Linked DNA regions of Homo sapiens: region 2 is linked to region 1. Evidence: chromatin loops called from intact Hi-C (ENCODE). Cell type or tissue: endothelial cell of umbilical vein. All regions are shown on one strand. Each heading gives the region's core, and the rest is flanking DNA. Links, peaks and the distances in the headings are about the cores only. Region 1 overlaps CUL4B (cullin 4B). Region 2 holds the start of MCTS1 (MCTS1 re-initiation and release factor).

Region 1 (12,944 bases), core at 2,905-10,904:
TTTTGCTACTTTTATTAGGAAGGTAAAGAAGTACTACATACAGAGGCCCCTCGACTGGCAATATTAATACTTAGGAAAGCACAGAAATAGGGGAATCCACTGAATTTTAATTGGCCTGAAGAGTTTAAAGGTCACATCAGCCTCTAGTATTATTTCTAAATTACCTTCTAAACACACACACACACACACACACACACACACACACACACCCCTAATAATCGAATCCTTGGATGAAAACTAATTAACTAGGGAAAAGAATAACTTGAAGTTTGTATTATGAAAACAACTGTTAACACTTCAAATCACACCTGAAAACAGTTACTAACATGTTTAGGATGGCTAAAGTGCTGCAAGTGATTTAACGACAGTTTAAGACTATTAAATTCAGCATGTGGTACTTACTGGGTGGTCTGATCTAAGTAAGTAATAAGTCTGTCTGCTTCTTCTTCTAGACGTTTGTTAACATGATGTAGATATTCAGGAACCTACAAAGATAGTTTTTTACATTATTGTTTTCCTCCCCATAAATCATTCAGAAAATGTCAAGTCCAAAAGATCCTGGAAGTGGCCCTGTCAAATGTGACAGGGTAGAATCATATGTAAAAATTTATAGGTAGAGTTTATGATCCAGAATTCTGGCCTTTAAGAAGAGAGAAAAGAAAGGAGCACCTAAGTGAGAGAAGAGCATCACAATGTTGGGAAGATAAATGCAAAGGGAAGCTTATATTCTACAAAGTAAGGTCTATTGTGAGAGACAGTGAGAATTTATTAGTCATGATTTTTAAATACCTCTCTTTCTTGCATTAATTTTTGGCCTTCAGCTGCATAGAGCCGGTTAGTTTCTTCCAAAAATCGTTGTTCAAAAGAATCTTGATAAATCTGGAGGGGGAACAAAATGAAGGAGATCATTTATTTAGCAAATATTTACTAAATGTCCTCTATGTCTATGTAAACAGCATTATGAATTTGGTTTTTAAACATCAAGCTAGGATCCTTTTGTAGTTGAGAAGCATGATGATTGGGTTTTTATGCTCATATATGAGATGTGCTTCCTTCAAACCTTGTTATGACATCAGCACATTACCTGTCTGATGTGGGGGGAAAAAAAACTAGGATAGCAATCAGCTCTGTATAGTAGGTGTAGTAGTTAACTTACTTGCAAATCAGACAGCATGCTTAAAAGGCTTCGAAGTAAACTTCTATCAATTGCTTCACCATTCCTTTCCCTCTCAATCAAGAGAAGAATGCCATCAATTGTCTTATTCTGCACTTTCTGATCACTTATAATATGAGCCCTAAATAACTCCAGTCCCATGTCCCTAAAATAAAAAACACATATAACCTAAATTAATTGACAATACCACTTCTGAAGAGGTTTGCTTAACTTCTTACCACATGTTCCCATGCTAATTAGGGCTCCAGGGCTTTGAAGCAGCAATTGTCAAAAAATAAAATCCACACATTTAATTTTGAATAACATTATTAGATTAAAGAACACAGGAAACTCATTTTGCCTTTACTGAGAATTGAAGCTAAATTCCTATTTTCCTCCATAACTAAGTTTTGTTGTATTATTTCTTTTTGTGGATTTCTTCTTTGCTCAAATCAACAGACAAAATTAGTTCTAAGACATAAAACAGTTTTCACTGTACTGGTATTGAAAGCTTATTTGGTTATTTATCAACTGGTTTCAATACTGAAGAATCAGTGAATTCTGATCATTGCTGTAGGCAGATGATAGGTACATGGGAGGGGGAAGAGTTCATGATACTATTCTATTTTCGTGTATACATGGACTTTTGCATAATGTTAAATGAGTGAACTCTTGATGGTCAGCAGCAAAATGAATCACAATCATAGACATTCCAGAGCAAACTTTAGTCCCCTCGGCTAACAAAAAACTTCTTCATAAATTAATATATGCCCAGGGAATGTTAGCTATCTTCAATATTAGCATAGGCAACATATTATTAGGAAGATAAAACTGCTACAAAGGAAAGTCTAGAACCAAATGTGAATTTTTAGAATATTCACAGTATAGCTTATACACTTTCATTAGTGTAATTAAGATTTGAGTATGATTTGGAACAATCTTTTCATATTTTTCTGGCATCCTTACCAAATGGAGGGTAGCATTGAATTCTGAAGAACGTAAGTTCTATCCAGAAACAAAAAAATGCTCCTGATCATGATCTGCCAATGAAAAAAAAAGAAATCAAACAAGTTTTGTATGTTGTGAAGCTGAAATATTTGCTTTCAATAAGAATAAAACTGAAGAGTTTGTCTGTATATATATTACATTACTAAGATCAAACATGCAGATAAACACATCTATCTGAGAATATGCCCATATAGTTTTTATTACTCAACAGTCAATCCTTTTTGTGTTTTCTAGAAAAAAGACACTTAAAATGGCCCTCTGATTTACTGCTTGAGAAGTAACTGAAAAATCAAGGGGACGCTCATATAATTCTTCCTGCGCCACAGTGCTAGGGAATGAAGCTGCCTTACATTGCACATGTGAGGGTTTTTATTGGCAGGGGGTGGGGGTGGGGAGGGGTGATGGATTTTAAGATTTTAATCTGTAGAATATAAGGTATAAACCAGATTAAGAAAAATGGAAAAGGTTGTTATCTGAATAAACTAAAACACAGGACCATCAGGCACCTTCACAGGTAATCAAATAGTGGACAGGATAATCATCAAGAGAGAAAAAAAAATAAGAGTGACAGACGAAATGTAGCTTTTTAATGAATGAGATAAATACATTTTTGGTAAGTGTGACAAAAATAAAAATGAACCTAAGGTGCAAGACATTCTGAAATGCAGGTTTACCTGTAACTTGTGGTTTTAAAATAGAAAACTCAACCAAAACTAGTTTCCAATTCAGAAAAGGAACTTGGGAGGAAGAGTGGGAGGGGGGCGAGGGATAAAAGACTACAATGGTGCAATGTATACTGCTCTGGTGAAGGGTGCACCAAAATCTTACAAATCACCACTAAGGAACTTACTCATGTAACCAAATGTCACCTGTACCCCAATAACTTACGGGAAAATAAAAAATAAATAAATTTTTAAAAAAAGAAAAAAAAAGAAAAGGAATAGATATTGAAGCAATCTCCCTATTGCTAAGTTTTAAAAACTAACATTCCTGTATTTGAAGAAATGTTTTTAACTATTAATACAATGTTTAGCCGAAATACAATACTTTTTCCAGCTTACCATTTGTCTGCAATGGTTTTGCCAGCATCTATCAATCTTCTTTAAAAAAAGAACGCTATCCAATGAATCCCTGAAACATATGTTAAGGATATTTTAAAGCGTTTGGTACAAGTCATATGTGCCATGTGACAGAGAGCATATTAGTCTTAAACATGAATACCTTGCACACTAAGTGAAACTAAATGGCACTTGATTATGCACCAAAGTGCTATTTCCTAATTTGTAAAAGAAAAAAAAAACATAGTTTATACTAAAAAACACCTTTAAAAACAAGTCTTAGACATAACTGAACATCGTGTTTTCAGTTTACTATTTCCCTTAGGAGATTATTTTTCCTCAAGTGGAAATCTGATAGGGCAAAAAGGATAAAGACATAAGGACATCTTATTTACATGAATACCACACGTAGTCCTGGACACGAATTAAGGCTGAAAAGTCAAAATGTGTTTCTTTCTCGAGAAACACAAGGCACAAAAAATGACAAACCTACAAAATACAGGCATTCTACTTCAAGCTGGGTTAAACAGTGAGGGGTAGGGACAGAGAGGAAGACAAAACTATTCACGATTTTTTGTTTTAAAAAGGATATTCTCTGAATTGATGAATCTGTGCTTTGATGTGATCTTCGCAGATCTGTCTCAGCTGTTTGTACAAGTTTGCAGAAATCTTGTAAGAACAGAGATTTTCTACAGCCTGCAAGGTTAAAATACTTTCTTAAGGAGAGGATGAAGGATTTCTCAACTATTTACATCAGATTCTTATTAATTTGATATTTCTACCACATCAGCTTATTAAAAAGGGTTATTCATCCACTTAAGACACAAGGTAAAACAACAAAATATATCAATGTGGGTGGCAAACTTTCTCATAACCAATGCACTGTATCAAAAAAGAACAAATTACAGGTTTAGCATCTTTAATCTAAAAATCTGAAATCCAAAAAGCTCAAAAATCTGAAACTTTTTGAGTGCCAACATGCTGCTCAAAGAAAATCCTACTTGGGCTGGGTACAGTGGTTCATGCCTGTAATCCCAACATTTTGGGGGGCCAAGGTGAGAGGATTGCTTGATGCCAGGCTAGAACAGCCTAGGCAACTGTGATGGTTACTACTGAGTGTCAACTTGATTGGATTGAAGGATACAAAGTATTGATCCTGGGTGTGTCTGTGAGGGTGTTGCCAAAAGAGATTAACATTTGAGTCAGTGGGCTGGGGAAGGCAGATCCATCCTTAACCTGGTGGGCACAATCTAATCAGCTTCCAGTGAATATAAAGCAGGCCAAAAAAAGTGAAAAGGAGAGAAGGGCCTAGCCTCCCAGCCTACATCTTTCTCCCATGCTGGATGCTTCCTGCCCTCGAACATCAGACTCCAAGTTCTTCAGTTTTGGGAATCAACCTGGCTCTCCTTACTCCTCAGCTTGCAGACAGCCTATTGTGGGACCTTGTGATCGTGTAACTTAACACTTAATAAACTCCCCTTTATATATATCTCCTACTAGTTCTGTAGTTCTGTCCCTCTAAGAAAACCCTGACTAATACAGAAACAAAGCAAGACCCCATCTCTACAAAAAATTTAAAAATTAGCTGGGCCCAGTGGTGTGTACCTGTAGTTCCAGCTATTTAGGAGGCTGAGGCAGGAGGATCACTTGAGCCCAAGAGTTCAAGGTTGAAGTGAACCATGACTACGCCACTGCACTCTAGCCTGGGGACAAAGTGAGACCTTGTCTCAAAAATAAAAAAGCTGTCTTGTTTAAAATGTTAATCATTTTCACAAGCAGAGCTTCATTTTGGGTTTAAAAAAGAATTTCACCTGTTGTTTATGTATCAGATGGGTTGGGCAGTCCTACTACAATTGAATTAAAATTTACTTAAACGTTCTTGGATTTTCCTGAACAGAACAAAGCAGAAATTATTGCTAGTAGTATGATAATGAGTATGATATAATACCAAGGAATTTTCTCCAACATTTCAGTTTAAGAATAGTTAAATATAGATTTTAAAATCTGTGGCTGGGCGCAGTGGCTCATGCTTGTAATCCCAGCGGTTTAGGAGGCTGAGGCGGGTGGATCACTTGAGGTCAGGAGTTCAAAATCAGCCTGGCCAACATAGTGAAACCCCGTCTCCACTAAAAATACAAAAATTAGCCGGACATGGTGGTGCACGCCTGTAATCCCAGCTACTCAGGAGGCTGAGGCAGGAGAATTGCTTGAACCCAGGAGGTGGAGGGTGCAGTGAGCCGAGATCACACCAGTGCACTCCAGCCTGGGCAACAGAGAGAGACTCCATCTCAAAAAGGAATAAAATAAAAAATAAATAAAATTTGTACAACTGAATTAACGCCAATTACAAAAGAAAGAACTGCATTTTTACTTCACTTTAATAACTGAATTGGTCTTCTTTTATACTCAGATTCCAGAAGGATGACCTTCAGATTTCCGTAAGTTTCCTGTTATGCATATATAAAAGACTTTCAAATTTAAAACAACAGGCATGCTAAAACTCTTTGGGAAAACTCTGATATAATCTATAATTCCAAGTGGTAATGACTTAAATGTAACACCAGAATTCCTTTCTCACCACAACAGAAGAAAAAAATTCCATTAAAATGAACTCTAGGGGGGCATCCAAGTTCTGTGGGTTGGAGTGGAATTTTAAAAATATGTAGTTAGAAGTCACATTCCCAATATGCAGGTCCAGTAAATAAATCAGCAAATGAAAAGAAAGCTTGGCAGAGCGCGGTGGCTCACGCCTGTAATCCCAGCACTTTGGGAGGCCGAGGCGGGCAGATCATGAGGTCTGGAGTTCGAGACCACTCTGACCAACATAGTGAAACCCTGTCTCTACTAAAAATACAAAAATTAGCCGGGTGTGGTGGTGTGCACCAGCTACTCGGGAGGCTGAGGCAGGAGAATCTCATCAACCCGGGCGGTGGAGGTTGCAGTGAGCCGAGAATGTGCCATTGCATTCCAGCCCAGGCAACAGTGTGAGACTCTGTCTCGAGAAGAGAAGAAAAAAGAAGAGAAGAGCAGAGCAGAGCAGAGCTTAAAGGAAACCTCTTACACCACGAGACAAGTCACCACACCTCATCAGGAAACAGCAGGCCAATTAGATTGAGCAGCTATGGAGGAATAAGAAGGCTGAGACCCTGCTGGCCTGCCCACTTTTCACGTGACCTGGGGCTAGGCCACAAATGCTTAAGGGAATTTACATTTATTTCATGTGCCTCTCTGTTCACACAGGTCCTTTGTGGACTGTCCCCCTTCCACCTTTAGTATTCCTCTCATTGTATCTCACCGTTCCTTCTGAATGACTGTTTTCTCAGCATTTCTTATCGCTTTGCTTAGATTCTGTCATATGACTTAGTGCGTACTTCATCTTTCCACATTGTGCACTTCCGGTACTTCTCTAAGTCCTATTTATCCCATTTCCTTCTGCTATGTTCCCTTCTCAAATAAAACAGTTCTCGGCACATCTACTTATCTTCTCACACAAGATACCATATTCCCTTACTACTCAATTAGGTCCCACTTCTTCCAATAAGTTCTTCTTAATTGACTCAGCTACCAGTGACTCACATGGCACTCGCACCCATCATACCACACTGACTTAGTCATTGAGTCAACACTATTTATCTCCCAACCACTGGACACTTCTTACACAAAACTACTTATCTTTTTATGTGTATATCTTGTCTCTCTGACTCCTTAATGACAGAAAGACATTGTGTGTTCATCTATCTATAAGTTCTTTAATACTTTTTGAGCTTTGAACCAAGTGAATACATGAAGTATTCAAAAAAAACTCTAGCAATGTGTCCTGCACATAGAAAGGGCTTCTAGTATGAGAAAAGTTGCCAGAAAACGTGTAATTACGATTGAGTGTGCTAGATGCTATGATGAGGATAAGCAGAGAGATGAGGCCCCTAACCCAGCATTTAGGGGAGGGCAAGTCAGAAAAGCCTTCCTGGGAAGAGGTAAAGGGACAGAGTCCCAAAGACCCACAGGGAAACAGATAAAAAGTTAGTGGAAATAGTGAGAAATCGAGAATTAAGCTGGGCTTTACAGCACAGAGTCTCACCTGTGTTTGGCTGGAGGGTGGTTTAAGAACTTTAAGGCAAGAAAGGCAGGAGCATCTAAGGTGAGTTTTGAGGTCAAGTTCGGAGGGAACATTCTGTTTTTCTAATTTAGCCTTGACTGCTTAACCTATAGACCGGATCTAGTCATTTTCCTTCCTCAACAACCTTCCATCAAGCTTTTCCTGTACTGTGATGGAGCAATCTCGTAATAGGTATAAATAAACAAACAAAAAGAACTATCCGGTACATGGTCTGCTATCATTTATGTAAAAAAGGAACAAAATAAAAACATACACAGTCGTTTTACGTATATAAAACATCTCTGGAAAGATACCCAAAAAACTAATAATGTCTGTCACAAAGAGAACTAACTAGGGGACTGGAGGATGGGGTGGAAGTGAGACTTCTCACTACATGCTCTGCAATACTTTCGGGGCTTTGAACCAGAGGAATATATCAGGTATTCAAAAAACTTAAATACTTGCCTTCCCCAATAAAAGCCTTTCTAACTTCCCCACCACCATACTTTTTAGCATGGTGTTCAAGGCAAATCTTACCACTTTCATCTCATGTCTGATTATAACTTTTCTTTTTTCTTTTTTTTTTAGATGGAGTCTTGCTCTGTCGCCCAGATTGGGGTGCAATCTTGGCTCAGTGCAACCTCTGCCTCCAGGTTCCAGTGGTTCTCCTGTTTCAGCCTCTCAAGTAGCTGGGATTACAAGCATGCGCCGCCACACTCAGCTAGGTTTTTTTGCATTTTTAGTAGAGATGGGGTTTTACCATGTTGGCCAGGCTAGTCTCGAACTCCTGACTTCAAGTGAACTGTTCACCTCAGCCTCCCAAAGTGCTGGATTACATGCATGAGCCACCTTGGCCACCCGATTATAACCTTTCACACATCCTTTGATCCAAGTACTCTACTTTTCTCACCTTTAGGCAAGATTTGGAGTGGTGTCTGTAAAACAGTGGCTTCCAAAATGTTTTGACCCAAAGCCACAGTAGGAAATCTAATGTCACAATCCATCATACATAAATTTATGTAACTAAAATAAAATCTTCACGAACCTACACATCATTACTCTATGTGATGCATTCTGATATTTGCTATTTCATTTCTTTTTAAAAAATGCTGGTCACGAACTATTAATTTCATGAACCTATTAGAACATAAGTAACTTAGGGTAGGTACTTATGCTCTCTTACTAGTACTAAGTGCTTTCCATAACCCCAAGGTATCAGTCCAGTTTTGGACACAGTAAGCAGTCATGGATTGAACAAGGAATGACTGTTTACTAAGTACTCTTCATCCTATTACATGCTGGGATGGAAACAGGAATAAGAAGGTGTTTGAGATAAGCTCTATTTTACTCTAGATCTTTGAAAAGCACTTTTACAAATATATTCTTTTAAATATTATGTATTTATTATTTATGTATTTTTACATATTATGCATTGTTTTATTTAAATATTATGTATTATTTATGTATTTTTACATATTATGCATTACGTATTTATTATTTACACTAATAAAACACTTTGGGAATCTCTGGAAGTAACCTCTTGCCTCACAAACAACTATTTGTAATAAACAGATTCTAGATAACTGCAACCTCTGCCTCCTGGGTTCAACCGATTCTCATGCCTTAGCCTTCCCAGTAGCTCGGATTACAGACACGTGCCACCACACCTGGCTGAATTTTGTATTTTTGGTAGAGACTGGGTTTCACCATGTTGGCCAAGCTGGTCTTGAATGCCTGACCTCAGGTGATCCGCCCACCTTGGCCTCCCAAAGTGTTGGGATTTCAGGCGTCAGCCACCGCACCCAGCCTTACAAGTCTTTTTAATAAAACTATCTTTTTATTTAAGCTCCCACTAATTACCAGTAAATATGCTGCCTTAAATCCTTTGAAGGTACTTAGGTATAAAATACAGGCATTCTAGCAAGCTTCTAACCCTTATTCTTCCAAATCCCAGCCCTTCCCCTCCAAAATCCACAGGATACATAAAAAATGTGTCTTTCTTCACAAGGATGAGCTAAAAAAAAGTGTCTGAAAAAAAAACACAGTCAAAAAATATATATAAACGTGTAGCAAATGACATATGCAAATATTTACTGAACAACAGACAATAAAAAAGATACTGAATTTCCACCAGGGTGTTGAACTCTGGTCACTGGTCTAAGGAGTGGAGTCTTAGTTTTCGAGCTATGTTTACAGATAGTAAGTAAAGCACATAACAAAAAATTCAACAACTGATATAGCAATAAGATCTACATTATCTCTCTTTTTATGTCAAGTAAATATGGCTAAGATACTCTAAGTATTCAAAAACTAAGAATCTGTTTAAAGGAAACCAACTATACAATGAAACCTAAACTCCTTTTCTTTTTACTTCCAGTAAACAGGACTTAAATAAGACTGAAAATTATCAAGGACTAAGAATTTGTAAGTGCACATTTTAAAATTTTTTATTATTTAATAATCTATTGTATATTTCAAAATAACAAAGAGTAGAATTTTAGTTGTACATTTTAAAAAACAGCAACAATAGTACTGATTAACGATTCAGTAAAAAGAGAAATACATAATACATAATAGACTAAGCTTTAAGACATCAACAGGGTGACAAAAGTTACACAGACTCCAACAGCTAGTCATCAACAATGCTAAGAATCTAACTGCTTTCTTAATAATCACTGACTGCTTAAGCAACCAGATTTTACAATTGATAATAACCTATACTATTTGATTCTAGTCCTGTGGTCATCTACTCTATAAATGAATCGTTAATAGAAAGGTTCATCATTTAAGGTTTATTTCACAAAAAGGTAACTACAGTTCCCATTATTAATAATAAATAAAATTATTTTCATCAGAATTGAAGTATGGCCTAGGCTTGACTTTAAAAATAGCTAGAGATTTATAGGAAAGATAAATGTTACACGCTCCTGTACAAACTTCCAGCATCTCCAAAAAAGGTAGCTGATCTTAAACACTGTAGTAGGCCAGACATGGTGGTTCATGCCTGTAAGCCTGGCACTTTGGGAGGCCAAGGCGGGATGACTGCTTGAGGCCAGGAGTTCGAGAACAGCCTGGGCAACATAGCAAGACCCCCATATCTCTATTTAAACAAAACAAAACAAAACACTGCGGCTACTCATACAAAAGTTGAGAACATGAGCTCATAATAGGATTATGAAAATAATCCTATTTAAAATATTACTTATTAATAGTAAAAAAACTCACACCAAAACCAAAATTCCAACTGTATGATACCACATGTGAAAACAAGACACATTCTTTTTAAGCGTAGAGGGACACTGTTCCTAGAGAGTTCCTGTCTTTTTCTATTATTTTTTCAATTTCGCTAATGGTGTCTACTGAAGCACATTTGGAATGTAATCTATTTATCAGACAGCTGCTCTGGCCCAGTGTAGATTTAGAATTTAAAATCGTGTGGCTTCAGAGCTCTAAAATAAAATGTAATTTTAAAATAAAGATTTCTTTTCTAAAGACTCAAATATCTACTATCATTGATGACACATACCAATATATAGCAGGAACTGTGATAATTACTTTTTTGCAATATTTCATTTACGTCTAAAAAACCCTACCATATAGGTAGCCGTTAGTCTCACCATCTTGTAAATGAGGAAACCAAGACTTAGAGAAGTAACTCGCCCAAAGTTATATGATGAGTGACAGATTTGTAACCTAAGGCAGGCTGGACAGCTCAAAAGTCAGTGCATTTAATCAGTCTTATTTGCAGTCAATTAAAAACAAGCACGCAAACAAACAAAACAGTCAAATGAAAACATTAATCACTGCCTCACACCCACAGGATCTCAAGGTTGTCAAGGAAAGATAATTTTAAAACTCAGGTCCAATTCTAATTTAAAATTACTTTAAAAAGACAATGTTTGCTTACTGCAAGTGTACTTAGAACAGCATGTTCTTTTATAGAAATTAAAAACTTAGTAGGCAGTACATGCAACCCACACTAGGGACTTCCATACTTAAAGCTTTAAAGCAAAATGTTTTTTCATGCAGAAGTAAGTTCTAAGCAGATATATGCCAGTAAGTGTTTACCTCAGAGAAAGAGGGTGGGACAGGGGTTTGGAGAACTTTTGTATAACTACATATTTCCACATTATTTCAATTTTAGAAGAGTACTTTTTCTTATGTTTTTATTTCCCACTCAGGTAGATTGAGAGAGTACTTCTAATTACGTTTCAATGAGTCAAAATCAAACAAGCACCTGAAGTCCAGATTATATGAAATAGCTTTACCTCCTTTATCCTCCTGTTTGAACTTGAACATCTCAAAATAATCTTTCTGAGAACAATCCAAAGGAACATTTATAAAATTAAGGTCAAAAACAGTAAAAGAGCTAAAAACCAATGCTTTTGAATTCATTATAGCAAAAGCAGTAAGGTATTATGAAAAATGCAAACAGTGAAGTTATAAGACTTGTGACTAGGCTAAAGAAATGCAACTGAACAACAGCAGGTAAAACTTACGAAGTACAAGAAAACAAAAACAAGAGATGCAAGCTCTATGCTCTTGAAAGAAAAAGATTTAACAGAATCAATGTATCAGGAAAAGTATTTTCAAATCAAAAGCTCTGGAAAAATATTCAAGGTAAAGTAAATAGGGTTAATTAATAACCACAATAAACATTTGTTACAAATATGGAATATATAAAATATTATTGAAATTAAATATGCTGTATACCAGCATATCCAAATAAACACCATATACTATCCAAATAAACACCACTTATGCATGCACAGATAAAAATACTACTAAAATTATAAAGAGCTTTTTCCCTAAAGTAAAACAATTTAATTGTTTCAAACACTGCACTACAGTGGTATTCAAAGTACCAGGGTATATTAGTGAGGTGGTACAGGAGTAAAAGTGCAATGAACTAGAAATCCAGCATCTCAGTTTGAGTTGCCCCTGCTCTGCCAATATGTGACTCTGGGCAGGTTATTCAACTTCTCTGAGACTCAGTCTCCTCATCAATAAAGTGGGGATAGGCCAGGCGCGGTGGCTCACACCTGTAATCCCAGCACCTTGGGAGGTGGAGGCGGGTGGATCACTTGAGGTCAGGAGTTCGAGATCAGCCCGGCCAACATGGTGAAACCCTGTCTCTACTAAAAATACAAAAACTAGCAGGGCGTGGTGGCAGGCGCCTGTAATTCCACCTACTTGGGAAGCTGAGGCAAGAGGATCACTTGAGCCCGGGAGGTGGAGGTTGCAGTGAGCCGAGATCACGCCACTGCACTCCAGCCTGAGTGACATAGCAAGACTCCATCTCAAAAAAAAAAAAAAAAAAAAGTGGGGATAGTAACTACTACCCTACGTACCCCAGAAAGGGTTTCCATAATGCTTATATGAGATAATACGAGATGAATCCCCTTTGCAGGCTGTCATGGACACCACAAAGAAAAAATATTGGACCACATGCTCTCTTAAGGCCTTTCCAAGTCAGTTTCATATTTTGGCTTTTATTGTTGTACATTTTAAGAGACGCATATATAATACGCCAAAAGAGCCATATGAAATGGGCTTATTCTTAAGTAATAGCTTAGTACTACAACTACTAGCCGACATTTGCATAGCATTATAATGCTTATAATGTTAC
Region 2 (12,944 bases), core at 2,302-10,301, 53 kb after region 1:
CTTGTTATCAGGTTAAAATAATGGGTTATAAGTTATTATTTGCAAGCCTCATGGTAACCTCAAACTGAAGAACATACAATGGATAAAAAAACATAGAAAGACATTATGTCATATCACCAGAGAAAATCACCTTCACTAGAGGAATACAGGAATGAAACAAGGAAGAGTAGACCACAAAACAATCAGAGAACAAATAACAAAATGGCAGGAATAAGTCCTTACTTATCAATAATAACATTGAATGTAAATAGGCTAAATTCTCCAATCAAAAGACATAGAGTAGCTGAATGGATGAATAAACAAGACCCATTGATCTGTTGCTACAAGAAACACACTTCATCTATAAAAACACACATGGACTGAAAATAAAGGAATGGAAAAAGATGTTCCATGCTAATGGAAACCAAAAAAGAGCAGGATTTGCCATACTTACATCAGTCAAAATAGATTTCAAGATAAGAACCAGAAGAAGAGACAAAGAAGGTCACCGTGTAGTGACAAAGGGGTCAATTCAGCAAGAAGATATAACAATTCTAAATATATATGCACCCAACACTGGAGCACCCAGACATATAAATCAAATATTATTAGAGCTAAAGAAAGAGATAGGTCCCAAAACAATAATAGCTGGAGACCTCAACACCCCATTTTCAGCATTGGACAGACCTTTCAGACAGAAAATCAACAAAGAATCATCAAACTTAATCTGCACTGTAGACCAAATGGGTCTAATAGATATTTACAGAACATGTCATTTAAGAGCTGCAGAATACACATTCTTTTCCTGAGCACATGGATAATTCTCAAGGATAGACTATATCTTAGGTTACAAAACAAGTCTTAAAAAATTCAAAAATTGAAATAATATCAAGCATCTTCTTTGACCACAATGGAATAAGACTAGAAATTAATAACAAGGGGAATTTTGGAAACTATACAAACACAGGGAAATTAAACAATATGCTCTTGAATGACCACTGGATCAGTGAAGAAGTTAAGAAGGAAACTGAAAAATGTCTGGAAACAAATGATAATGGAAACACAACCTATCAAATCCCATGAGATACAGCAAAAGCAGTACTCAGAGGAAAGTTTATAGCTCTAAGTGCCTACATCCAAAAAAGAAGAAAAACTCCAAATAAATAATCTAATGATGCATCTTAAAGAACTAGAAAAGCAAGAGCAAATCAAACCTAAAATTAGTAGAAGAAAAGAAATAGTGAAGTTCAGAGCAGAAATAAATGAAATTGAGATGAAGAGAACAATACAAAAGATCAATGAAACAAAAAGATATTTTTTGAAAAGTTAAAGAAAATTGACAAACATTTAGCCTGATTAACTAAGAAAAAAAGAGAGAAGATCCAAATAAAACCAGAAATGAAAAAGGAGGTATTAAAACTGATACTACAGAAATTCAAAGGATCATTAGAGGCTACTATGAGCAACTATATGCCAATGAATTGGAAAATCTGGAAGAAATGGCCAAATTCCTAGACACACACAGCCTACTAAGATTGAATCAGGAAGAAATCCAAAACCTGAACAGCACAAAAGCAAGTAATGAGATCAAAGCTGTAATAAAAAGTCTCCCAGTAAAGAAAAGCCCAGGACCCAAAGGCTTCATTGCTGAATTCTACCAAACATTTAAAGAAGAACTAATACTGATCCTACTCAAACCATTCCAAAAAATAGAGGAGGAGGGAATACTTCTAAATTCACTCTATGAGACTGGCATTACTCTGATACCAAAACCAGACAAAGACACAATAAAAGAAAACCACAGCCGGGCGTGGTGGCTCACACCTGTAATCCCAGCACTTTGGGAGGCAGAGGCGGGCAGATCACGAGGTCAGGAGTTCAAGACCAGCCTGACCAACATGGTGAAACCCTGTCTCTACTAAGAATACAAAAAAAAGCTGGGCGTGGTGACGCGTGCCTGTAATCCCAGCTACTTGGGAGGCTGAGGCAGGAGAATCACTCGATCCTGGGAGGCGGAGGTTGCAGTGAGCTGAGATCGTGTCACTGCACTCCAGCCTGGGTGACAGAGCAAGACTCAGTCTCAGGCCAATATCTCTGATGACCACTGATGCAAAAATCCTCGGCCGGGCACGGTAGCTCATGCCTGTAATCCCAGCACTTTCCCAGGTTGAGGTGGGTGAATCACAAGGTCAGGAAATCGAGACCATCCTGGCTAACATGGTGAAACCCTGTCTCTACTAAAAATACAAAAAAATTAGCTGGGCATGGTGGTATGCACCTGTGGTCCCAGCTACTCGGGAGGCTGAGGAAGGAGAATGGCATGAACCTGGGAGGCAGAGCTTGCAGTGAGCCGAGATCGCACCACTGCACTCCAGCCAGGGTGACAGAGTGAGACTCCGTCTCAAAGAAAAAAAAAATCCTCAACAAAATACTAGCAAACTAAATTCAACAATACATTAGAAAGATCATTCATCATGACCAACTGGGATTTATCCCTGGGATTCAAGGATGGCTCAATATACACAAACCAATCAATGTGATACAGCCTGTCAACAGAATGAAGGATAAAAACCTTCAGTTTCAGTTTGAAATAAAAACCTTTCATTTCAGTTGATGCTGAAAAAGCATTTGATAAAATTCAACATTTCCTCATGATAGAAACCCTCAATATCCGGGGATAGAAAAAACATACCTTAACATAACAAAAGTCATATACGATAGACCTGCACCTAGTATTATACTGAAGGGGGAAAAACTTAAAGCCTTTCCTCTAAGATCCAGAACATGACAGGATGCCCACTGTCATCACTGTTATTCTGAAAGTGCTAGTTAGAGCAGTCAGACAAGAGAGAGATACAAAGGGCATCCAATTTGGAAAAGAAGAAGTCAAATTATCCTTGTTCGTTGATGATATGATCTTATATTTAGAATAAACTAGACTCCATGAGAAAACTATTAGAACTGATAAATTCATTAGAATTGTAGGATACACAATCAAAATGCAAAAATTAGTAGCATTTCTATATGCCAACAGTGAACAATCTGAAAAAGAAATTTAAAAAATAATCTCATTTACAATAGCCACATGTAAAATTAAATACCTAGGAATTGACTGAACTATAAGAAGTGAAAGGTCTCTATAATGAAAAGTAAAATACACTGGCCGGGCACGGTGGCTCACACCTATAATCTGAGCACATTGGGAGTCCAAGGTGGGCAGATCACTAGGTCAGGAGTTTGAGACCAGCCTGGCCAATATGGTGAAACACCATCTCTATTAAAAATACAAAAAAAAAATTAGCTGGGCATGGTGGCACACGCCTGTAATCCTAGCTACTCAGGAGGCTGAGGCAGGAGAATTTCTTGAACCCGGGAAGCAGAGGGTGCAGGGAGCTTAGATCGCGCCACTGCACTCCAGCCTGGGCAACAGAGCGAGACTCTCTCTTGACATATAAAAAAGTCAATTCAAAATGGATTAAAGACTTAAATCTAAGACCTCAAACCATGAAACTACTGCAAGAAAACATTGGGGAAAATCTCCACAACATTGGTCTGGGCAACGACTTCTTGAGCAATACCCAACAAGTACAGACAACCAAAGCAAACATGGGCAAACTGCATTGCATAAAGTTAAAAAGCTTCTGCACAGCAAAGGATACAATCACCAAAGTGAAAAGACAACCCATGGAATGGGAGAAAATATTTGCAAACTACCCATCTGACCAGTGATTAACAACCAGAATATATAAGGAGTTCAAACAACTCTATAGGAAAAAATCTAATAATACAATCAAGAAATTGGCAAAATATTTGAATAGACATTTCTCAAAAGATGACACACAAATGGCAAACAGGCAAAAGAAAAGTTGCTCAGCATCATTGGTCATGAGAGAAATGCAAATCAAAACTACAAGATATCATCTCACCCCAGTTAAAATGGCTTATATCCAAAGACAGGTAATAACAAATGCTGGTGAAGATGTGGACAAAAGGGAACACTTGTACACTGTTGGTGGGAATGTAAATTAGTACAACCACTATGGAGCACAGTTTGGAGGTTCCTCAGAAAGCTAAAAATTGAGCTACCATATGATCCAGCAATCCTACTCCTGGGTATCTACCCAAAAAGAAAGGAAATGAGTATATCAGAGAAATATCTGCACTCCTATGTTTCTTACAGCGGTGTTTACAACAGCTAAGATTTGGAAGTAACCTAAGTGTCCATCAACAGATGTTTGGATAAAGAAAATGTGGTACAGATACACAATGGAGTACTATTCAGCCATAAAAAAATGAGATCCTGTCATTTGCAATCACATGGATGGAACTGGAGTTGACTATGTTAAGTGAAATAACCCAGGCCCTGAAAGACTAACGTCACATGTTCTCACTTATTTGTGGGATCTAAAAATCAAATCAATTGAACTCATGGACACACAGAATAGAAGGATGGTTACCAGGTGCTGGGAAGGATAGTGGGGGGTTGGGTAGTGGGGGGTTGGGTAGTGGAGGTGGGGTTGGCTAATAGGTATTAAAAACAGAAAGAATGACTAAGACCTTCTATGTGATAGCAAAATAGGGTGACTTACATGGTTTGGATGTGTCCCCCCCAAATCTCATCTTGAATTGTAATCTGCATAATCCCCACATGTCTGGGGAGAGACCTGGTGGGAGGTGATTGGATCATGGGGGTGGCTTTCTGCATGCTGTTCTTGTGATAGTGAGTGAGTGCTCACGAGATCTAATAGTTTTATAAGGGGCTCTTCACCCTTTGCTCCACACACTTCTTTCTCCTGCCACCTTGTGAAGAAGGATGTGTTTGCTTCCCCTTCTGCCATGATTGTAAGTTTCCTGAGCCCTCTCCAGCCATGCAGAACTGTGAGTCAATTAAACTTCTTTACTTTATAAATTACACAGACTCAGGTATTCTAGCAGTGTGAGAATGAACTAGTACTGTGACTATAGTCAATAATAACCTAATTGTATATTTTAAAATAAGTTAAAGAGCATAATTGAATTGTTTGTAACTCAAAGGATAAATACTTGAGGGGATGGACGCCCCGTTTTCTATGATGTGCTTATTTCACATTGCATGCCTGTACATCTCATATACCCCATAAATTTATACACCTACTAGGTACCCATAAAAATTAAAAAAAAATAATCCTGCCAGTGTGGCAGTCACCACAGCTTGGGGTCTGGACATCAGTTTCACATGTTCATAATGTCAATATTCTAAATGTTGCAGAGTTGATGGATGCTGGGAATGTGGATTCTCACTAAGGATGTTCACAAGAGAGTGTTGTATAAACCAGAATGCCAATTTATTAATTTACAAATGCAAACATAATTGTTCATGCAGATTTGATTGGAACGTAGCTAATTCTTTCCCTGTGGGCAGATCTTCATGGGAAGCCAAATTATAATCAGAATATTGTTCATACCATAGAATTAAGACAAGGTGTTAGTTGGATCATTTAAATGCATAGTACTGTTTGCTATAATTGCTCTAATGGCCCGTCTCCTCAATATGGACTAGAGTATTTACTCCCTGGGGAGACTGGTGTATTTGTTTTGGATGTCAGTGCCTACCCACCCCACCTCCTGCGTAGGGCCTTTTCAGGTTTTTAAATTTTTCCATGATTTCTTGGCTGATCAAAACCCTTGATTAGGCCAGGCACAGTAGCTCATGGCTGTAATCCCAACACTTCGGGAGGCTGAGTTCGGGGAATTGCTCGAGGCCAGGAGTTCAAGATCAGTCTGGGCAACTTAGTGAGACCCTGCCTGTCTCTACAAAAAATTAAAATTCGCCAGGTGTGGTAGTGCATGCCTGTAGTACCAACTACTCCGGAGGCTGAGGCGGGAGGGTCACTTGAGCCTGGGAAGTTGCAACTCCAATGAACCGTGATCATGCCACTGCACTCCAGCCTAGGTGACAGAGTGAGATGCTGTCTCTAAAACAAAAAACAAAGTGAAACTCTTGATTGGCATAATTTTGTTTCTCTATCAGCTTTATTTTTAAAAAAATTACATAAGTAAAACATGTCTCTTTAGCTATTATCTCTTAAATCAGATTACCTTCTGTAATAATTCTATGGGAATTATTCTACGGGAGCACAGTCATTCACGCTTGTAACCCCAGCACTTTGGGATGCCAAGGTGGGAGGACTGCTTGAGCCCAGGACTTTGCAACCAGCCTGAGCAACATAGACCCCGTCTCTACAATAATAATAATAATAATAAAAATAAAAAAATTAACCGGGCATGATGGTGTGTGCCTGTAGTCCATGCTACTTGGGAGGCTGAAGTGGGAAGATCCCTTGAGCCAAGGAGGTAGAGGCTGCAAGTGAGCCATGATAGCACCACCGCATTCAAGCCTGGGCAAGAGTGAGGCCCTGTCTCAATAAAAACCCGCAAAAAACTTTGGGAGCATCGTACGGTTGCCAGTGAATAAGGTTATAAGATAAAAAACAGGATGCTCAATTAAATTCAGCTAAACAAGCGCTGTATATTTTTAGTGTAAGTATATCCAAAATATTAATGAGGTATACTTACACTAAAACAAATATTCATTGTTTACCTGAAATGCAAATTTAAATAGGCATCCTGTATTTTCATTTGCTAAACCTGGCAATCCTACCAGCACTTTAACATGAAGCCATGAGGGTTGCCTGGATTCATGCTGGTAGGTAAGCACCAATCCATTCGGTTGCCTCAGACAGGACAGAAACCATTCCCTCTAAAAAAATCGTTTACTTTGACGATAGGTAGCAACGAAGCACGGAAGAATCTTGACCCTTTGAGGAACCCGTAACTGACGCAAGTGCCATAAATGCTACTTTGATTGATTCTCCGCCCCCTCCATTCTTCTCTTCCTGCAATTGCTCTATCACTTCTTCCCTCTCAAGTCCCGCCCTTTCAGCTACCTCCAACTGCTGAGGAACCGGTTGCCTAAAAGGAGCCGGCAAAAGCGCCTACGTGGAGTCCAGAGGAGCGGAAGTAGTCAGATTTGACTGAGAGCCGTAAAGCGCGGCTGGCTCTCGTTTTCCGGATAACGACTACAGCTCCGACTGTCAGTGCCGGCCTTCCTCGTGTGAGGGGATCTGCCGGACCCCTGCAAATTCAATTTCTTTCCCATTCCGGGCCCTTCCCTATCGTCGCCCCCTTCACCTTGGATCATGTTCAAGAAGTAAGGACATGCTGTGGCCTCCATCGGCTGCTCACAAAGGCGGTGGGGTGGGGGTGGGGAAGAGGGCGAGAGCTAAGATCCTCTTTCTCTCTCCCCCGCCCCTGCCATCCTGACTCCCTAAGGTTTTCTATAGTACTATGCTCTCACTCCCAACTTGAACACTTCTTTAAGCTTTCCATCCGTAGTCCTTAATTGGGTTTCAGTCCCTCCACTCCCATTGTTTTTTCTCCTTACCCCTCTTTCTCTTTTGCCCCCTCCCCCAATTCTGTCTCCATTCCTAGGGTTCTACCAATCACATCCGTGCACTGTGATTTAGAGGCATATTCTCTGTAGCTGAGAGGGGAGCCCTGCGCTCACTGCCATATGTTTATTAGTTATGAACTGAATAAAGGAAGGCTTGACTTCCTGGGTCATGGGAGTGAAGGAGTCTGGGTGACAGGAAGCAAGCGGCCTGTCATGCCTATTGCCTAGCTGCCAGATTAACCTTGCCTTGAAAATAACGATTGCCCCATAGGCTATTCAGTGTAAGGAAGACAAAAATTCCTTGGGAACCTACTAGTGGGTTTGCCTTCCAGATTTGGTAGACGCAAAAAGCAAAGGGGGAACATGGGCAAAGGAAGGTGGGTTTTGTGCATGAAATTTTGAGCAAAAACGAATAGGGATCTTAGAAATCATTATTATCATCACTTAAAAAAAATCTCAGCAGATTACATAGCCTAGCAGGGGCCGATTTTCTATGTTATGCTTGGGTTGGTCTTTTGTATCTCAAGAATTGAGGGTTTTGTTTTCTGATCTCAGGTTTTATTATTGGTGGGAGCCTGTGTTTCTTCCTGGGTAGAATTGAATAAGATTTTCCAGGAAAGGCATTTGTGTAGCTAATTACAGATTATGGTGCAAAGTATGTCTCATATTCCTCCCCCTAACCCCAGCTAATTGCTGTATACTTGACAGTTTATTTCAATATTGTATTAAGACATTGGTTTTGTGCTGGACAGAGTAAAAGGGAGATGGTATTTTTTTTTAAAAGAACAATTTATTTCATAATTAAGTATCTAAATACTTGGTTGGGAATAAATGACTAATTAGAACAGTACCTTTAGGTATTCTGATACCTCTACTTAGAAATGCCTTTTCTTTTCTTGCAAAAATTACTTGGCAGATTTGATGAAAAAGAAAATGTGTCCAACTGCATCCAGTTGAAAACTTCAGTTATTAAGGGTATTAAGAATCAATTGATAGAGCAATTTCCAGGTATTGAACCATGGCTTAATCAAATCATGCCTAAGAAAGATCCTGTCAAAATAGTCCGATGGTAAGTCTTTGTTTTTGTCTGTGTAAAGCTCGGTATAGCTGAATATTTAATGATTAGATTGCACTCATACTAAATGGAATTATTTTCAGATTAACTATTGATAGATTAATAATGGGGTAGACACAGAATAACTCTAAAACTCCAATATTTGTATTTTCAAAGATTTTCTATGTCCCTGAAAAAATGTGGCTTTGTGTATTGATTGTTCTAGTAAAGAGTTAAATGTTTTAGTTCAGAGTTGGATTTAATTTATTTCAGTTTGTTGTTTAGAGAATTGTTTTATTGAATTACCTAACAATGGAATTAATAAAATGTGAAATAAAATTGGTTGTAGCAGGTAATATTTTTCTTTTTTTCTCTACTGGACTTGCATGATAGGAAAAACAATGTAAACAATATTTTTTGGCCAGGATTTTTACTGACTTTTTAAGAAAGTTTATCACTGTATATGCGTGTTTTATATTGTGAATTTTTGAAAGAAAATATCTAACTTGGTACTTTGTGACATTTGTCTTACAGCCATGAACATATAGAAATCCTTACAGTAAATGGAGAATTACTCTTTTTTAGACAAAGAGAAGGGCCTTTTTATCCAACCCTAAGATTACTTCACAAATGTAAGGTTTTTTTATTTTTATTTTTTGAAATTTTACTCCTATTGCAATATTCAAATGTAAAGTCTTGTAAGAAATATGCATTTAATCAGATAAGACACTGCTGGGGGAGAAAAACAGAAATATGCATTTGGGAATACTGAAAGACACAAAAAGAGTTTAGAGTGACTTCTGATAATTGACTCATTATTTATTAGTACTAGGTAATAATGGATGTAAAACTAAAATGAATGCCCATCTTGTGGTAAATCTGAAAAATGCAGATTCTCTCATGCATTCCAGAAAGCCCAAGAAAGATCATTTATTAATTCATTCAACAAATATTTATTGCCGGGCACGGAGGCTCACGCCTGTAATCCCAGCACTTTGGGAGGCCAAGGCGGGTGGATCACCTGAGATCAGGAGTTCGAGACCAGCCTGGCCAACATGGTGAAACCCCGTCTCTACTAAACATACAAAAGTTAGCCGGGCGTGGTCACAGGTGCCTGTAATCCCAGCTACTCGGGAGGCTGAGGCAGGAGAATCACTTCAACCCGCGAGGCGGAGGTTGCAGTGAGCAGAGATCACGCCATTGCACTCTAGCCTGGGGAACAAGAGCGAGACTTAGTCTCAAAAAAAAAAAAAAAAAAAAAAAGACAAATATTTATTGAACTTACTATGTGCTAGGCATTCAGCTAGGTGCTGAGAATACAATGGGAAGCAAAGACATTGTCTCTGTCCTTAAGAAACTAATAGTCTAGTTTGGAGAATAAACAACAATTAGATAATTACGCAAATATGTATTTACAAACTGTGATAAGCATTGTGAGCATTTTCATCTTTTATATTTGTATCTATTTGCCTAATAGAGAAAAGTCTATATATGGGAAAGCATTGACTAAGTGTCCTTCCGTCCAGGTATTTCCTGTGATGTGTGTAAATGCATTTTTTTTTAAAATTGGGCTCTCTGTTACATAGTTTTTAAAAATTGATACGTCATAGCTGTACATTGTCTGCTGTTGTGGTGCCTGTATCCCCCACCACCTATATATATTTATAATAGTTGTACATATTTTAGGGGTACATGTGATATTTGATACCTTTATACAGCGTGTAATGATCAAATCAGGGTAATTAGGGTATCTGTCACCTCAAACGTTTATCTTTGTGTTGAGAAGATTACAATTCTTCTAGCTATTTTGAAATATAGAGTAAATCATTGTTAAATATAATTTCCTTATTGTACTCTCGAATACTAGAACTTATCGACCTGTATTTTTATACCCCTTAACCAACTTCTCCTCATCCCCTTGTAGTTTTTTTTTAAATTAACAGGCTTTTATTTTTTAGAGCAGTTTTAGGTTTCCAGAAAAAGTAAGCAGAAAGAATAGAGTTCCCTCTCCCCAGTTCAGATTCCCCTATGAATAACATCTTGTTTTGGAATGATACATTTGTAACAATTGAACCAGCATTGATACATTATTATTAACGCAAGTCCTTAGTTTACATTAGGGTTTACTCTTTGTATTCTACAGTTTTATGGTTTTTCCCAAATACATGTCAAGTATCTACTGTTAAAGTATCATACAGAATGGTTTTACTGGCCTAACATCCTTTGTGCTCCACCTATTCATCCTTCCTCCCCCCACTTCCCCAACCCCAGGTAACCACTGATCTTTTTAATCGTTTTTTTACTCTGCGTTTTTCACTTAACATTATATCACAAAAATTTCCCAGGGCATATTAAGTAGTCTCCAAAAACCATAGTTTTGAAATTACGGTTTTTGGAGAATACTTGGGATGCTGAGGCGGGAAGATTGCATGAGTCCAAGAGTTCAAGGTTATTGTGAGGTATTGATTGCTCCACTGTACTCCAGCCTGGGTGGCAGAGCAAGACCCTGTCTCAAAAAAACAAACAAAAAAGATTACCAATTTGGTAAACAAATGATAGTGTTTCAGAGTTTTCTTTTGTATCTGTCAGATTAATTTGGGGAAATACTGTTCAGATCCTTTGCCTTTTTCTGTTGAGTCATTAGTCTTATTATTAATATATTGTATATCTTTTCTTACAGATCCTTTTATCCTGCCACACCAGCAGGTTGATAAAGGAGCCATCAAATTTGTACTCAGTGGAGCAAATATCATGTGTCCAGGCTTAACTTCTCCTGGAGCTAAGCTTTACCCTGCTGCAGTAGATACCATTGTTGTATCCTTCCCAGGCTAAAACTGCTGAAAAATGTATTCATTGTGCTCTTATCATTACTGCGAAAGGTGTACCATCCAAGAGAACATTAGATGTACTTTTTTGAAGGTTACTGTTACTCTTATCTCATGCCTTTCTGGTTACATTTGAAGTTGTACAAAGTAATTTTATTTGTTGCTACTAAATTATCTCATCTTAGGTCGTTTCTTAGAAGTTAAATGAGAACAAGTTACAGAAGAGTCTCAGCTGCATTTCAGCCCAGTCAGGGCCTACTGTTATCAGACTTAGGACACAATAGGGAATTCTTGATTACTAGGGGAAAGGATATAGATGATATAATTGGATCAGCTTTTTGGATATCAACTTGCCACTGTAATGTTCATTTTGACTTACTGACATACGTTGGAGTGAAAGCTCTCAAAAGGGAAAAGAATTTAGGCACCAGGTATAGGTATCTCTTACCAAGCAACAATTTTGTGTTAGGAGTGAATAGTGGGAAATATTGGCAACCTCCAACTTTTATTTTGAAAATTAATTATTTGAAAAGTTGAGTTTGGGGGCCTCAGAGCACGTTTTCTCAAAGAGAAATGTCAGAGTCCCAGATGGTCCTTAAAGATCGATTCAACTCATGACATAGCTGAATAATTCTGCATTATTTCCATTTCTACCATGCTGTTTCAGCTATTTTCTGGATTAAATAGATTTTTGTGACTATTCTGGACAGGAGAACATCTTCTCCTTTATCATAGCTAAAGTAGCCATTTGCCTCGGGTATAGAAAAGGAATGGTACTTGGTGGGAATAGGGAAACTACTTTTAGAGTGTGTTTATCTTATTTTAGTTTTTGAGATGGAGTCTCGCTCTGTCGTCCAAGCTGGAGTGCAGTGGCACGATCTTGTCTCACTGCAACATCTGCCTCCTGGGTTCAAGCAATTCTCCTGCCTCAGCCCCTCGAGTAGCTGAGGTTACAGGCACCCACTACCACGCCCGGCTCATTTTTGTATTTTTAGTAGAGACAGGGTTTCACCATGTTGGTCAGGCTAGTCTCAAACTCCTGACCTCAGGTGATCCACCCGCTTTGGCCTCCCAAAGTGCTGGGATTACAGGTGTGAGCCACCACACCTGGCCAGGGGTGTGTTTAAGAAGAATAAGAAAAAAAAATGATATTCTCTGTTGGGGCAGTTATAGCGAAGAGGTAGTATAAGTAGTATGTTTATATTCTAGGAACAGCTTATGTTGACATGCTTTTTGCCTAATAGGTGCTCACATATTTGGAACACTGAGTGAATTGAAAATCAAGGGAGAAAAGTGAGGACGGGTTTTTTGTTGTTGTTGTTTGTTTTTAATATTTATTAAGTGTTGGTAAATTTATAGTTCTGGAGTTAACCTTAAATGGAAAATTTCCTTAGTACCTAGTCTTTACTTTTAAAAATAATTTTTATTTTGAAACAGTTACAGATTTAGAGAAAGTTGTTAAAGAAAATGGTACAGAGAGGTCTTGTGTACCCTGAATCTTGACTTTTTAAAATATGTACTGCAGTGTTTAACATTCCAGAAACTTCATATGTTAACCAAGACCACTCTGGTTTTTCTAGAAAGGTTGAAACTGTTATATCAGGCTCTTAAAGATAGACTGGGAATTTACCTATTATTTTAAAACAGCCTTTAC

The links. Hi-C counts contacts between places; a loop is a spot of excess contacts. Peaks named below come from ENCODE experiments on the same cell type or tissue, not always from the same donor. Only the 100,000 strongest peaks of a DNase experiment are listed, where the experiment ranks them.
Region 2: it touches region 1 in a loop (4-fold over the local background); 64 of 110 quality-filtered maps call a loop at or near these places.

Annotation. Positions count from the first base shown.
Region 1 is chrX:120,543,325-120,556,268 of GRCh38, forward strand. It overlaps CUL4B (cullin 4B), which reads right to left. Exons shown (of 20, transcript NM_001079872.2): 3 at 3,812-3,915; 4 at 3,223-3,292; 5 at 2,120-2,193; 6 at 1,157-1,319; 7 at 790-879; 8 at 403-485. LOC124905273 (small nucleolar RNA U13) reads left to right here and starts at 991; the gene lies at 991-1,094. RefSeq lists an enhancer at 6,097-7,296. In endothelial cell of umbilical vein, for the core only: no CTCF peak of the experiment used is centred there; a DNase peak (open chromatin) is centred at 6,727; H3K27ac peaks cover 3,701 bases.
Region 2 is chrX:120,597,080-120,610,023 of GRCh38, forward strand. It overlaps MCTS1 (MCTS1 re-initiation and release factor), which reads left to right and starts at 7,022. Exons shown (of 6, transcript NM_014060.3): 1 at 7,022-7,168; 2 at 8,328-8,480; 3 at 9,000-9,097; 4 at 11,146-11,279. The coding sequence starts at 7,158. In endothelial cell of umbilical vein, for the core only: no CTCF peak of the experiment used is centred there; DNase peaks (open chromatin) are centred at 6,882 and 7,532; H3K4me3 peaks cover 1,716 bases; H3K27ac peaks cover 2,030 bases.